2 separate regions of the Homo sapiens genome follow, and region 2 is linked to region 1. Evidence: read pairs that join two places in POLR2A ChIA-PET (ENCODE). Cell type or tissue: GM12878. All regions are shown on one strand. Links, peaks and the distances in the headings refer to the core of each region. The heading gives the core; the rest is flanking DNA. Region 1 holds the start of ENOX1-AS2 (ENOX1 antisense RNA 2). Region 2 overlaps ENOX1 (ecto-NOX disulfide-thiol exchanger 1).

What was found. ChIA-PET counts read pairs that join two places held together with the same protein. Peaks named below come from ENCODE experiments on the same cell type or tissue, not always from the same donor. Only the 100,000 strongest peaks of a DNase experiment are listed, where the experiment ranks them.
Region 2: POLR2A ChIA-PET joins it to region 1 with 5 read pairs; 2 of 35 experiments call an interaction of 5 or more read pairs at or near these places.

Annotation. Positions count from the first base shown.
Region 1 is chr13:43,443,397-43,451,737 of GRCh38, reverse strand. All of the region lies in intron 3 of ENOX1 (ecto-NOX disulfide-thiol exchanger 1), which reads left to right. ENOX1-AS2 (ENOX1 antisense RNA 2) reads right to left here and starts at 2,886. Exons shown (of 4, transcript NR_120399.1): 1 at 2,790-2,886. In GM12878, for the core only: no CTCF peak of the experiment used is centred there; no DNase peak of the experiment used is centred there.
Region 2 is chr13:43,753,695-43,762,035 of GRCh38, reverse strand. All of the region lies in intron 1 of ENOX1 (ecto-NOX disulfide-thiol exchanger 1), which reads left to right. Among named protein-coding and RNA genes, the nearest start is that of ENOX1, 29 kb to the left of the region's middle. In GM12878, for the core only: no CTCF peak of the experiment used is centred there; DNase peaks (open chromatin) are centred at 3,025 and 4,655.

The DNA of each region.
Region 1 (8,341 bases), core at 229-8,228:
CAAACTTCACAGTAGTTACCTGTGAGCAGTAGAAGTAGGAGACTAGGAGCAAGACTAACTTTTTATTGTATATATCTTACCATGTACATGTACGTATCTTTTTTAATAAAAACACTAGTTTTATAGGGACTCCCATTTAAAGTGTTTTGTGAAGGCTATGATAAAATAATCACTTATTAATAAACACCATTTATTTCTAATTGTGAGACAATAAGTACCATTCTGATTTCTCTTCTTTCCATAAGTCAAGTTGTAAATGGGCCACTATTGAAGTTCATGGGCTTTATATTTTATGAAGCCTTTACCAACAGACTTTTCATTTTCCATCAGAGGAGTGCCCTGTGTACTTACATTGTGGTGGGAGAAAAATGGATTTTTAGGCCAGATACATTTATATCTACTACCTTTTAACTAAATGACCTAGAGCAGGTTACTTAACCAGCCTGAGTTCCCTTACCTATAAAATTGGGATAATTTTCCCACTAGCAAAGTTTGCTCTTAAAGCAAAATAAGACCAAGTATATATATTCAGTGCCTTGCAGCGTCTGGTCCAAGGTAAGACTCGGTATGTAAGGTCCTTCCCCTTTCCTGACCGAAGATGAGCCAGAGAGAAGACCCTTCATGATATTTTTACTTCTAACTACTCAAAATGTGGTCCCAACATCACCAAGAAGTTTATGAGAAATGCAAGGTCTCAACGTTTACCTGATTTAATGAATCAAAATCTGCAGTTTAACAAAATACCCGGGTGATCCCTGTGGACAGTGAAGTTTCAGAAGCTCTGTTTTCATGTTTCTTATAGCAGTGTTTCAGACAGGCTTCTATTAATTATGTTGTTGTTTTTAAAAATTTTCTGTATTTTACAGTGCTTTGACATCTTGGGGCCTTGTGGACTTGGGATGCTAAACCTTCCTGGGTCAGCTGATACCTAGAGATAGCAAACATCTTGCCCATGAGCTCGCCTTTGATATTCAAACCAACCAATCCTGAGTCCACGCCACTACCTGCTTCCTTTTATCAGGCTCCTGCAATCCAGAACACTATTTACCTGCCCTGAATCACTCCAGGGCCAGGTACTGCATAACTAGGAACCGTCCCTATACCACAGAGCCTGCTGAAATTATTTAAATTAGCTATCCTAAAGCTGCTTACTCTGTCTTGCCTGTTCTTTCCATGGAAACCATAATAAAGGCCCTTCCCCACATTTTCCCCGTATTTCCTCTGCCTCCTACTGACCCTGGTGCCTCCCCAGGTAGCCCAGTGTGGTCTGGCATGCCTGCTCTTCTTGGAACTGTGACAAACTATCCTCTCAATGACAGTCACCTCCTGATCTGTTGGCCTCGTCGTACTTGAATAAAACCAAAACCCCAGGTACATTTTCTTAAAAAGCTGCCTTTGTAAACTTCTTTCTTAGTTGAACTCTTCCTGCCATCTGCTGCCCCCCACTTCACCTTGCAAATTTAAGGTTTATTTGGAGAGGTGTGAGGGTGTCCAGCAGAGCCAGATTTTCTGGCAGGGGACGGCTAACAAGCCAAAATCCATGAGGATACTAAGCCACCTCATCAGCCAGAACTTACTTTTAAATAAAGATGATCAGGGATAACCACATAGAACGTTGTAAATCTGCTTAATATCATATGACTATATTGAATGCCAATAATACTCCTTAAGCACAAGCTTTGGACGCTTCCGAAATTGCTATTACAAATGATTAAGGCCTCCGAGGTAATGGAACCATTTGAATTGAAACACACAAACTTATTTACAGCATTCTAAAATGTTAAAAACAAATGAAAACCTGCCGTTCCATCCTTTCATTTTTCACTATGGCCTCTTAATATGGTATATATGCTTTAGATAGAAATAACTGCTGCCAGGGAGCAGCTAGTGTGTTACCAAGCAGCTTCCCTTCCCACATTTGCATTTACCTCTTGTCTCTTCGGTTGTAGAAAGAATCTTGATATATGGAAGTGAGCTAACTGAAGCTGAGGTTAATAAAAGCAAGTATTAAAAGAACATAAAAGGGACTTTTCTCCCTGTGACTCAAACAAACAAAAAAAAAACAATAAGAAGTATCTATTTTAGAAGTATTTCATGTTTGTTAGGTAAGACTGTGAGAATAGAAGATATGAACTTTTGCCTTATGAAAGTTACTTTACTACAATTTTATTAAGAAATTAAAATTTGTTTAACACCTTTTAATTCAAAATATTAGAAAAGGAAACTTTCTATTGATTGTTTTATGATCATCAGTTTTGTTTCCATAAGAAATACGCCCATTTATTATTACCTTAAAAAGAAACTGCAGGTAGCAGGATTTTGCTCCCCATAACTAGCCCTATCAGATTCAACATTACTGCCCAACCAGTGTCTAAAATTTGACTTGTAGCCTGCATAAATCACAATGTCCCCTGAAACCACTTGTTTCTAGGAGGTATTTTGTTTGATCGCTCCTTGACCCTTTTCCAAGAAACCTAATTTGCCCAAGGGAGTCTCACACTGGAAAACAGTGTTTGCGTCTGCTTAGGGAAATGTGCGTGAAATAATGACTTATTTAGAACTGAGAACAGAATGGAATGGAATGGATTGATAAGCCAGTTTGAACAGGCAGAGAGCAACTTGGGCCTCTAAACTCTTATAAAAGGAGCTCTGCAGCAAAGCACTTTGCCTAGACTGTATCTGGCAAGGCCCATCTTCATTCAACAAACATTGTCTCTGTGAACTCTGTGCAAAATTCTTACTCTTATAAATGCCTTAAGGCATGCCATTTCATTTTAAGTTTCACTTACACTTCTAAGATGGTGCGGATTTCTCGATTCAGCCCTGCAGACCCCAGTGTAGAAATTGCTCTCCAAGGTATGTTACCCGTTTTAAACTCAGTTGCGTCCTTTTAGATGGCTGCAGAATGCTTGTTGGTGGCGATGCCGCTCTGAGTTAAAGTGCTTTCTTGGTTGCCAGGAGAGTTGGCGAGTGTGCTGATGCATGAATTACCCAAAGAGAGGGCTTGACTCAGCTTCTTTCTCACTTACTGAACTGAAAATGAACCAGCAGTCAAAAGTAGGGAGGTGACATCTCATCTAGATCAATGAAGAATGAGTTGAGGCAAAAAAGGGGGAGAAAAAAAAGAACTGTACTACTGGATTGCTCTTTGTGCTGCTGCATTTCCTGTTTCTTTTGCTTTTTCTTTTTTCTCTTCACTTTTCTCCCAATAAAATATAGTCAATTTGTCTTATAACTATAGCCTCAAGGCTAGTAACTCTTTGAAATGGCAAAGATGCAAACAAAAAATGCTCTTAAATTTTAAAAACCTAGAGCTAAGTTGATCTTCATCTTAATCTTTATTTGCCGTTTGAAGTTTTTTTAAAAATTAAACCATTGACAATATTTAAATTGGCAAGCCTAAGCTTAAACAAAGTCCTATTTAGGTACAATGGTAATGAGAGTTAACCTTTTTTATTTTTATTTTAAATCTGTCTTTGCACAATTAGCAAATTATTAAATGACCTCTCCTGCAAAGTTTGCAAGCAATTGCCTGTTCCAACTAATAAGAGAACATGTTTTACAAGGTTCATGTTGATTAATTGACAAATGCTGATAAAATCAAAGCAGTGCAAAAATGCAGTGCACCAGCTGCAGCATAAATTACTTCTGTTCAATAATGTTTCCAGTGGCTATACATTTATGGTTTACCTTTCAATAAATATTACTGTCTTAATTGAAACATCCATTGTGGAAATTTATCTCTGAAGATGATTGTCAGGAACCACGGCTAGGACTAAACATTTCTATATCTGTATATGCTTTTCTGCTCAATTAAAGGCATTGATTGCTGTGAACATTTTAAAGATGGATGCTTTATGTTTTGTATGAAAGGAACACAAACACATTTTAATATACTTGGAAAATCATATACTCTTGATTGACCTCAGTGTTCTCTACATTTCTGATAGCTTCAACAATAAATACAAAATATAACTTCAAAACTACTAGCCTTACACCAATCCATCAGCTGTTATGGCAGCTATGAAGGTCTCCATTAGAAGGGCTATAGCTGGCTGTTTTATGCTCATGTACATTTCATGTATGCATCAGAGATGCTTGGCCAGACCCAGATTTCTGCTTTTGCATATGAATGAGTGAAAAAGGTGTCAAAAAGATCTCCTGCATTCTGGATAAAACCCAAAGGTCCAGAGAATTCCAGTAGACAGGGAATGTAAGTCAGGGCACAGACTATCTTGCAGGGTTCCTACCCCTCTCCTATTGTGGTCCCTGTCCATCTGATAGACTTCCATACTCTAGTGCCTTAAGAACACCTTGGCATGTAAATTTAGGGGCCCAACCAAGCTGATCCTTTAGTTTAGACATCCTAAGATGTCCTGCTCATCCACACTGCTGGAAAAGTAGATATCCTCCACCAAGTGACATCGACATACTTTTCTCAACAAAGTCATTTCAGTTCAGCAAATATTTATCAAGCCTACTATATGTCAGGCACTGTGCTGGGCCCTTGGGATATACACACGAATCAGACAGTTTATCCAGAAGAATCTTACAATAGACAGTCATATCCTCAACATTTGCAATGTGTTATTTAAAAGACATCTTTCTATAATTTGCCAATTTTTTGAGCTCCTATTTTGTACCAGGCATTACTCTAGGTGTTCAAGAAATATTCTAGATGTTTTCTTTCTTTGGTATTAATCAGAGGCCACTATGTTCTCATGGCCCTCTAAGGCAAATTTCATTTGCCAGTATTCTGTTTGAGCTACCCCACTTGCTGATTACCAGTTCGTATTGTACTCAAGATTATCGCAGCTTCCAGACCTGGATTGAGATTAGGGTTTGACTGGTAGGACAGGACTGACCAGAGACTATCATTCTAAACTTTAGTCAAAGAGTACTGTGCCCCCAGGATGGGCATGGAGACTGTGGAATAGGAATATGGGATTGTTGGATGAGGGAGTTAAGGACAATTTGGGGCACATGAGAACCAAGCTGATTTGGGGATGTGGATCACAGTAGAGACAGATTAAACTGGCAAGCCAAGGCTGAAGGTTGGGCAGAAGTTAGATGGGGCTTATAAACAGGAGAATTCCAAGTATTTGACTAGAAGGTAAGCCCAGAAGGCAGAATAGCCATGGAGGGCATAGAGAGGTAGCCAGTTAGGAGAGATCAACGCAGGTTAACAAGCGGGTGAGTTAGAGCCATCAGCCCAGTAGGCATTTAAGCATTCTAGAAGATAAGGAGCCACTGGGATGTATTCAACCATCAAGAAACTCAGGTTTAAGAAGAAAAAAAAAAAGGAAATCCTTGCCACTGAAAATTCTGGTAATCTGGGCCACAAAGCTCTGAGCAATAGGCAGTGAGATGGAGAATTTCTGAGTCCAGGCTCATTTTGTTCTCTCAGCCCAGACATCATTAAGACAGTGTCTGGCATGCTGTAGTCACTCCACAAATATTCCACGGAACTGACCTGGGTTCCAAAAGGGAGGCAGATTCCAAAATGAGGCCATTTTTATATGGCAGTTTACAAATTAAATTGTCTTGGCACTTAATGAAAAAAAAAAAACAAGGCACAGGACAAACCCACAAGAAGGAAGATGATCATTTGTTTCAAAGATACCTGCATTGTCTCAGTATTTACATTTGTTCCCTCCCTTGATTTCTTTTCTTGTGGGTTGGCATTTAGGAAGAAGGGAGACAGACTACTGTGGAACCTGGAAAGTTCTGAGTGTGTGGTTAGCTATTACCCAGATTGGAGATGTTTTCCTCGTGGGAGCTTTCAGAAAGAAAGCAATGAAAAGGGAAGGCTGAACTGATTAAACCCTGCAGAACTCCCAGGTTTATGTCTGTGAAGATTTCAGTGAGGAGCCAGAGCTTAGCTGAATTGCTTGCGTCACACCCAGAATCTCTTCTTATCTCCCAGGAAGGGGCTGCCTGATGACCTGCATCCCAGGAGGCTCTTTTGCTTTTGGTGATAGCTGCCAGTAAAAATAATAGGAAAGATTGTTCCATGTGCCCTTGGTAATGGTCCTATTATGCTGGTGTTGTACATCACACATAAAAGTTGTAAAACACAGTCTTTTAAAAAATGCCCTCTTTGAAAAAGTTGGGTCATTGAGATCCAACAAAAACCACCTGAGCAGGATCCATGCCCTTCAATCGCCATTCAGAACCCCCAAGCCAGGAAAGACCTGAGCGCCATTCCTCATTCTGCAGTCCTGGACCATGTTCCCTGTTTTAACACTAGATGGGACATTGTTGTTATTGCAGTGGCTTTTTTAAAAAAAAGAAATGTATAAGACCCAGAAAGTGGGCCGGGGGCAGTGGCTCACACCTGTAATCCCAGCACTTTGGGAGGCCAAGGCGGGCAGATCACGAGGTCAGGAGATCAAGACCATCCTGGCTAACACGGTGAAACCCCATCTCTACTAAAAATACAAAAAATTAGCCAGGCGTGGTGGTGGGTGCCTGTAGTCCCAGCTACTTGGGAGGCTGAGGCAGGAGAATGGTGTGAACCCAGGAGGTGGAGCTTGCAGTGAGCCGAGATCGTGCCACTGTGCCCCAGCCTGGGCAACAAAGCAAGACTCCGTATCAAAAAAAAAAAAAAAACCCAGAAAGAAGGAAACATTTCTCTAGAACATAGTATTGTTCTATAGAATCAGAAAGCACTGGAGCAGAAAACAGCCAGGAAAAGAGTCCAGTCCAGTCCTTGCTTCTCATTCTTACTTGAGAAAACTGTGACCAGCCCGAGTTCACATAGTGGGTCAGTGGCAGACCCAGAACTGGAAGCCAGAACCCAGGTCTCCCTAGCCCAGGGCAGCTTCTGCCCCCTGCCTCGTGGCCACATGCCCAGGGAAGAGGTACGGGTGGCACGTGGATCCAACAAACCATCTTCTTTTATACAGAGAATAATAAAAGAGTGAAATCCCCAAGGCTTGTCCTCCTGAATACATCCCTCCTACAACTTGACTCTGTATGTAGAACTCAAAGAAAGGTGAACAATGAACACAATTCAGTTTTTGTACCTCTCTTATACACGTTTTTTAAATGCCAATATGAATGAATTAACTTGATTTTTTTAAAATGTGAATAAATGAAATATGTTTCTAGCTAACTTAAGAATTTGAAATTCTGGTTTAGTTAGGCACTGTGAAACGGGTCACAGTCTGTCTTCTTGGTCTTCTCAGCCATTTACCGGCCATCTTCATTTGAGCTATTGTCACCCCTGGCCTTTTCCTAGAACCCAGCTGAAGACAAGGGATGTCCCAGAACTTTTTTCTCTCTCCAGGTCCACCCAGGGGACCTTGCTTTTCTACTCTTCCTTTGCCGTCTGTGAAAGAAGTAGAATATGAAGCCTGCAGCTCAGCCTTCACCTCCACTCACACCAGTGTGATTAAATTATTGAAAGAAAATGATCCGCTCTCCTTGCTCTCCTTGCTGATGACTAACAGGTCCCAGCTCAGAGCAAATTCCTCGCAGACCCTGTAGTTGATAGGCCTGGCAGACTGTGTTTTAGCAGACTCTTTCTTAAGAAGGTTAAGGCTTATGTTTTAAGCAGACTGAAAAGGGGTGCTATTGCAGTCTGCTTAAAACACTTTTGCTTTTCCTCAATTCACTGGTAGCTCCCCCGACCCCACTCACAGGCCTACAGTGCTAATTCTAATCTTTAGTTCAGTTACTGCAGCGTTCTCACTTTCTCTGTGGCTACCAAAGTACTTCACATCCTCTTCTTACTACCTGTACTTCCTAAACAGCTAGGATCCGTGGGAGAAGAGCAGGCTAGTCATAAAGAAACAATCTAGATTGTAATTTTTGCTTCTTGTTAGACATTGCACACTTAAACCTTTTTGAAGTAAAACGCTTCTAAAAGTCAAATCTGAAAAACTTGGCATGTGTGGATAATTGTTTTTTCTTCACTTGGAATGCCTCTCCTTCGCCTGGTCTGATCCTATTCTTCCTTTACAACCAGCTCAAATGTCACCTCCTCGGGTGAGCTTCCACTCTCCCTACATGCAGGTTGCCTTCCAGGATCCTCGCTCTTTACTCCGTGTGCTGCCAAAGCCTCTTATTCCCACCACCGGGATATACCAGTTATCTCAAGTACATTATAATCAGTTATATACGTGTCTGTCCTGCCAGCACAGTTGTGGACTCCTTAACAAGAGGGACAGTGGATGGTGCCTGATTCACCTTGCATCACGCAGGCAGAGCATAGTAGATGATGTACATCGGGACTTCCATGCATATTTACAGGATTAAATCAAATTATGTCAGTGCCAGCTCTTTTAATATAAGGATTCTGAGCTTTTGGAAGGTGGATCAAGTAAAAGCGTAATTT
Region 2 (8,341 bases), core at 158-8,157, 310 kb before region 1:
CATGCACATTAAACATTACCCTTCTCCTTGTACCAGTAAGTCCAGTTTTATAGGACATATGGTTTAGAAAAAGCAGACAAGGAGAATATGCATTAATTATATTTGTAGGAGGAGGCAGCATGACCCTAGAGAAGAGCAGAGACACACTTTTATTTTATTTTATTGTTTTTTATTGCTCTTTCTCTTCCTGTTCTACAGCTGACTACTTGGAATGATCTTTCCAATTCCTTTCCTGTAAAAGTTTGTAATATTTTACTAATTGGAGCTGGAAGGAGACACAGATTTGGCTTAAAGCTGCAAGAACATGGTGAGCACTTTAAAATGTTATATTCCAAGAATCCTGAGTAAATTCAGCAGATGCAGAGGCGAAGAAGGAGGACCTACAGTCCCTCAAGTTGAAGAGCAAGGAAAGGCTCTCCCAACAAAATGAAATTCTTCTGAAAACAATCTAGTCTCATGCTGAAAAGTGAGCAGACATCCAGAGATAGTGGGCAGGGAGTTGATATTTGTAACATGCTAATGCAGAGTCATTTCTGTGGAAGTGTGTAGGTAGTTTTTTATACTCTCACAGAACAGTGTGTTTTTTCTCTGTATAAAAAGTGCTCTGAGAGTTACTGCATTTATCTGAAGTAATTTCAAGGTGTTTGGAAATGTGATGAGTCCATGTGGCAAATTTAGAAACATGAGGGTATTTTCTTTATCGTCTGAGGTAGTTCCATGTGTTTTTGTATGAAATAAAGGTGGTTTCCTTCAGATTGAAAATGTCTATTAAAAATTTTCACTGGTTTTAGTGCTGAGGAATTTGCATTCTCTTGCCTCAATTTTTCTATACCTGAGGGGAAAATTAGGTATCTTGTGGGCATCTCTGCTCCGGGAGCATTGTTTCCTGGAAGGAGAATGAGGACAGGAAGGCAGGAAGACCTTTGGGCCTCTTTCTGTGACTTTGGGCAGCTCACTTAGAATCTTGGTGGTCTCAGCTTCCCTCTCAAAATAATAATAATTGTACTTGCCTTTTTCATATCCCAGGAATTTAGGGAAAATAAGGGAGATAATAGTACAAATGTTTGAGCTTCTTCTAGGGAAAATTCTGTATAATCCTAATCATAATTGACATAATGCTCATTGCCAGGCAGGTGGCATCTGCTTGCTTGTTTGCTTGTTTTTTTTTTTTTTTTCCACTTTAATGCTTTTGGAATATCTGTGATCCTGGAATAAAGTCAGGAAAGTGCAGTGCCTCTTGTCCCACTGAAAATATTTTCCACAAATTCTGTGCATGTGAACTTTGTTTTGGGCAAAGAGTCTTTTTACTTTATATATGATGACAGTTGTTTGGATTCCCTTGGAAATTTTTATTTATGTTCCAGCTTATAAAATGCAAGGAGAAGAACAATTTAGCTGAAGAGAGCAGGATAGAAGGGAGGGATGATGGCAGAGGTGGGCAGTGTGGACAAGTGCTAATGGAGTCAACGGGCCCTAAAGAAAACAGAATGCATCACTGATCCAGGGATGTTTAGTGTGGGGCAAACATGCACACGTTGGGTTCCAGGCATTCGGGGGAGGGCATGGACAGATGGCAGGGGACAGCATGCAGTGGGAGTTCTGTTCCTCTACATCCCTCAGAGAGTTCTGTGTCTTCCTGGTATAAATACATAGTACTAACATTCATGAGGATTACCAGGAGCACTGAAAATAGTATAAATTACAATCATTTGTCTATTTTAGTGATTCAGGGCAGTACCTAATGTTGCATTTTAGAAGGACTTGGTTTTAGAAATGTTAAATAAACCTTTAGTACAAGGTGATACATTCTAGCCTTCTACAAAGTGCACTTAGACCAGGATATTCTTTCATGATGGCAGACAAATGAGGAGTTTCTTTTCATTATCTAATGAAAAAAGAGTTGGTCTATATTTTCTCAGTGTATTCCTATAGGGAAGAGAGTCTTATTGTTGATAACCTTTCAGACAAGTAGATGCTTCTGCATCCTATGAGGTATTCCCAAAGCCCCTCTTTAATCTCCACCATTGTGCATAATTTTGTGATAATGAAGCAGTTATTTTCTTCTCTTGATAGACATTTTATGAAGGCAGAGACTATGCCACTCTTGCTTACAGTTGTAGCTCCAGCATCTAACATGGTGTCTTAACACATAGAAGATGCTCAGTAATTACTTGTTAAATGAATGGATGGGTGGGTGGATATGCCCTAATATGATGCAGCTTGATTATGCTGTAGTCTGGCTGGATTAAGACATCATCCAAGAAGTAAATACAGTATCTTTAACTGTTGCCTGTATCTACACACTGAAGAGACATCTTCCAAGGTGATGAAAAAAAGTCATACCTTTGAAAATCATTAAACTCTTATTTTTAAAATGTTTATCAAATGATTCTGATGTGCAGTTTAGAGTGTCATCCTCTGATTTAGAGTTAAACAATTATATTTTACTCTGCAAGATAGTGGCTTCATCACTAGAAGTTAAGAAAACAACTTTATCAGATATTGTGGAGACTGTTTCAGTATAGCATGAGGGGTTGAAAAAGTTCAGTGAGTTAAGTTCTAATTTAACTCCGAGGTTCTATGACTCTTTGGATATATGTTTACTTACATAGCTTTATAGAAACTGATCAGTTCAAGCAGCTGGGAGCAGTGGCTCACATCTGTAATCCCAGAACTTTGGGAGGCTGAGGCAGGTGGATCACTTGAGGTCAGGAGTTTGAGATCAGCATGGCCAACATGGTGAAACCGTGTCTCTACTAAAAATACAAAAAATTAGCCGGGCGTGGTGGCAGGCGCCTGTAATCCCAGCTATTTAGGAGGCTCAGGCAGGAACAGCTTGAACCCAGGAGGCAGAGGTTGCAGTGAGCCAAGATGGCACCACTGCACTCTAGCCTGTGTGACACAGAGAGACTCAGTCTCAAAAAAAAAAAAAAAAAAAGAAACTTATCAGTTCCAGGGGCCAGGTTTTCACTTACTTAACTTTCTGTTTCATTCTCTAGCTGTTTGTAAGGTAGAGCTGTTTTTCTTGGTTTTCTAGACCTTGAGCAAACAGAGCGTCCTTTCCTTTGCTCAGACTGCTGTCTGCCTTGCTGCCATCCCTGCCAAATCTGGTAGAACTTTAACAAATAAAATTTTGAATTTATGACTATGTTTATTGACTGTTGTTACTATTACTACAAATATCAACAGTAACATTTATTGAATACTAATCATGCACTAAGAATACTGTAAACATCATTTAATCGTCTAATTTAAGCCTCATTAAGTCCTATTTTCCCCCATTTTACAGATAAGGAAACCAGGGCTTAGGATTAGTAACCTGCCCAAAGCCATTCAGGTAATTAGTTTAAATTAAACTTATTTTGAGATATAGATTCCTACACAGCTATAAGAAATAATGCAAAGAGATTCCTTGTACTTAATTTCTCCAAATAGTCATATCTTACAAAACTGTAGTGCAATATCACAGTCAGGATACTGACATAGATACAGGACACTTTCATCCAACAGGGATCCTCATGCTGGCCTTCTATGCACATCCACCTTCCTCTCTTCTTGTCCCTCCTCTGTCTGTGAACTGGCAACAGATCTGTTCACCATTTCTATAATTTTGTCATGTCAAGAATGTTATATAAACACAGTGTTCAGCCTTTCGAGATTGTCTTTTTTTTTCCTCTCAGCATAACTACCTGGAGATTTATCTAAGTTATTGTGTGTATTTATAATTTGTTCCATTTTATTGCTGAGGAGTAATCCAGGTTTTTAAACATTTATCTGTTTTTTGTTTTTTTGTTTTTTTTTGAGAGGAGTCTCACTCTGTCACCCAGGCTGGAGTGCAGTGATGTGATCTTGGCTCACTGCAACCTCTGCCTCCTAGCTTCAAGCAATTCTTCTGCCTCAGCCTCTTGAGTAGCTGGGATTATAGGCACACACCACCACACCTGGGTAATTTTTGTATTTTTAGTAGAGATTGGGTTTCAACCATGTTGGCCAGGCTGGTCTGGAACTCCTGACCTGAAGTAATCTGCTTGCCTTGGTCTCCCAAAGTGCTGGGATTACAGGCGTGACCCACCGCACCCGGCCAATCTGTTGAGAGACTTCTGTGTTGTTTCCAGTTTCCAGTTTTTGACTACTGTGAATAAAGTTGTGATGGACATTCCTGTACAGGTTTTTGTTTGAACATAGGTTTTTATTTGGCTGGATGAAAAAAAAAGTCATACATTTTTGGGATAAATGACCAAGAGTGTACTAGTAGGTAATTGCGTGTTTAGTGTTATAAGAAACTTTTAAAATGCTTTCCGCAGTTGTACCATTTTACATTCTCACTTGTAGTGTAAAATGGCTTTGTTTCTCTGCATCCTGACCAACATTTGGTGTTGTCATTTTTTATTTTAGCCACTCTGATAGGTGTGTATTGATACCTCTCTATGGCTTTAATTTGCATTTCCCTAATTCTTTGCTGAAATGCCATGCATCTGTGCTAACATGACAGAGTGGCTCAGAGCCGGCTGGTTGAGGGTGTCCTCACTCACATGTCTGGTGGTTGGCTGACTGAAAGCTGGAGTGATGAGATGGCCAAGCCACACAACCACATGTGTCTCATCATCCAGCTGGCCAGCTTGGTGGTAGGCAGAATTCTGAGAGAGGAGAAGCTCACAAGACCTTTGGAGACCTAGTCTCAGAACTGGCACACTTTCACTCCCCCTGTATCCTGTTTTCAAAGCAAGTCACAAAGCCAATCCAGGTTCAAGGGATGGGGAAATTGACCCTACCTCTTGATGGGAGGAGTTGCAAAGTCAGATATCAGAGGGAATGGATACAAAGAGGAGCAGAGAATTGAGGGCCATTTTGCAATTAATCCACCATATCAGGTCTCTCGTATAATTATCTCCCATACATTTTTATCTTTCATAACACACATTAACCTTGGAAACAGTATGTTTTAGGGGAAAAATATTCAGCTGGGAGTTTGAAAATCAATATTATATGTCTATGTTAAGAAATTGGATTAACGATGCTTACAACCCTAAAATTATCCAGCTTTTTTTTTTTTTTTTTTTTTTGTTGTTGTTTTTGTTGTTGTTGAGACACAGTCTCACTATGTTGTCCAGGGTTGGAACCCTGGGCTTAAAGGATCCTCTTACCTCAGCCTCCCAAGTATATCCTGCTTATTTACAAACATTTACCTGTGACATATCCAGGATGGCTTTTGCCTAAATCACAGTGGGACAGTTATAACTAGAGAAGGTAATTTTCATCTTTTTTGTAACATGCATAATGCAGACTTGTTCCTGCCTGTCCAATTTCAGCTCAACTGCTTCTGGGATAGCCCCTAATGAGCAAATCCTTACTAAGTACTAGGCACTGGAGATAAAAGAGAGGAATAAGATACCTGCTGAGAGCTCCCAGTCCAATGAGACACACGGATGCACATAAAAATGGCCAGTGGTGTGTTGCATCTCCACTTCATGCACATCTCTCTCTCTGCCTCCCCTCCCCTCCCCTCTCCTTTCCCTCCCCTCTCCTTTCCCTCTCTCCCTTCCCCTCCCCTTCCCCTCCCCTCCCCTCCCCTCCTCACCCCTCCTCAACCCTCTTCTCTCCTTGTGACAGGGTCTCGCTCTGTCGCCCAGGCCGGAGTGCAGTGGTACGATCCCGGTTCACTGCGGCCTTGACCCTCTGCAAGACTCAGGTGATTCTCCCACCTCAGCCTCCTGAGGAGTAGCTGGAACTGCAGGCATGAGCCACCACAGGTAGCTAATTTCTATATATCATGTAGAGATGGGGTTTTGCCATAGTGTCCAGGCTGGTCTCACACTCCTGGGCTCAAGTGATCCACCTGCCTTGGCCTCCCAAGTGCTGGGATTACAGGCATGAGCCACCATGCCCAGCCTTTTTCTTTGGACCTCTGGCACTTAAGTTTTTGTTCTTCTCACCAGGAACAATTCAGCCTCAACTCTTTTCCACTATGTCACCCCGAATGTGTCAACCACATATATTTATAGCCTGCTTAAAGCTTTGTCTGTGGACTGGACTGTCTCATATGACCTGGCTGAGGGATGGTGTTCTGATTTTTAGTTAGTAAGGTATTTCTTTATTTGCTAGTTAATTCTGCTCATCTTGGTAATGAACCATGGGCTGGCTGGAGATAGTTCAGGTCTCACATCATAATTATTTTATGGCTTTGGCTTAAGGTCCAATTATCTCTAATGCTTTACTGGTTTTGCTAAGATCATACCAGAAAGTAATCAACATGTATTCTTGCCATTTTACCTATTTTAGAACTTAGAAAACAATTGTGGATGATTTTATAATTTTATTTTTGTTGAAAATGTTTTAACAGAGGAGAAAAGTGTGGGAGGATATGTACCAGATGTTAGGAGTGGTAGTCTCTGAGTACTAGATTTAATGATGATTTTAGTTTGCTTATCTAGGCTTAATTGGGCTTTCTAATTTTATACCGTCAACATGTATTATAATTGTAAAAACATTAAAGATTTTTTATAGGAAAGAAATGTAAGGCCCACAAGTGGTTATTTAGAGTGAGTGAGAGAGAGAGAGCATGCAGGAGTGAGAGGTGTTAGAGCTTCACGGGTACATGAGCCCCTGAACAAAGCAGTGCCCGAGGCCTCCTGAATGACTGTGACACAACCTGGAGAGACAAGAAGCAGGTTAGGGAATTTTGACCAGATTTCACTCTTTGATGTTATTTCTGTATGTTTTTCTCCTGGTGTCTATTTCTCTCTGCCCTTCATATAGCATGTCATTCATACTCAAAGATGATGGTTCTGACAGTGATGGTCATATGGAGATGTGGAGGAAGCTGTAAAAGCTCATGTTTAACCAAAAATCCTTTCAATTAGGAAATGAGGAACATGCATTGATTTTTTTCTGTGTGGAATGGAGAAGTGTTTTGTGTTCTGGAGTTTATAACAATGGTATCTTTTTTTTTTTTTTAATCTCCTGAGCAGATAGAATTCTGGTGAATTGAAGGATGGAGAAACATGTGACCTCTGAGTTTTCTATTGTGGAGAATCAATGCAGCAAGCAGGAAATGCTGCATTGTTAAGCCAGCATTTTATTTACAGATGCAGGATCAATAAGAACAGAAGCAGATTTAGTTATACAGGCATACATTAATATGCAGATTTTAGAGTCAGGAGTCTAAGACCAGTCACTCAAAATATGAATGGAATCCCAGCACTTTGGAAGACCATGGTGGGAGGGTCACTTGAGACCAGGAGTTTGAAACTAGACTCGGCAACATAGTGACAAAAAATTAAAAAATTAGCTGGGTGTGGTGGCATGCACCTGTCACCCCAGCTACTCAGGAGACTGAGGCAAGAAGATCTATTGAGCCCAGGAGTTTGAGGCTGCAGTGGGCTATGATTGTGCCACTGCACTCTAGCCTGGGTGGCAGAGGAAGAACCTGTCTCTAAAAAAAAAAACAAGCTGCTAAAATTAAAAGATACAAGTAGAGGAGTTCGAGACCAACCTAGTCAACATGGTGAAACCCCGTCTCTGCTAAAAATACAAAAACTAGCCAGGCGTAGTGGCACACACCTGTAATCCCAGCTGCTTGGGAAGCTGTGACAGGAGAATTGCTTGAACCCAGGAGGTGGGGGTTGCAGTGAGCCGAGATCACACCACCACACTCCAGCCTGGGTGACAGTAAAAAAAAAAAATAAATAATAATAATAATATATATATATATACACACACACACACATACATACACGCATATATGTGTATATATGTATATATGTGTGTGTGTATATATGTATATATGTGTATATATACATATGTATACACATGTATGTACACACATATATACATATACATATGTATATATACATACATACGTGTAATGTATACATATATACATATGTATATATGTGTATATACGTATATACGTATACTTATGTATACATATACGTATACATATATACGTATATATGTGTATTTATATACGTATATATGTATATATATGTGTATTTATATACATATATATGTATATATATGTGTATACATATGTATATATACACACACACGTAGATACGTAGAAGAAATACATCAGTTTATGTCTCTGAAATGTCAGGACTAGATTCCTATTAAGGAAATCTGGTCGTAATTGGATAAGGAAAAAAGCAGAAACCAACTGAAAAGAATCAAGACCAAAAGAAAGGTGACGTATTACTCTTAATAGGCCCCTGAGTTTCTCTTATGTGGTTAGTGATTATACTGTTTCACATTTCAGAAACTGTTTTAGGAAAAACCATAGATACTACATATTTGAATTTTTCCCATATCACTTGACTGATGGGCTTAAAGGCTCAAACTATCT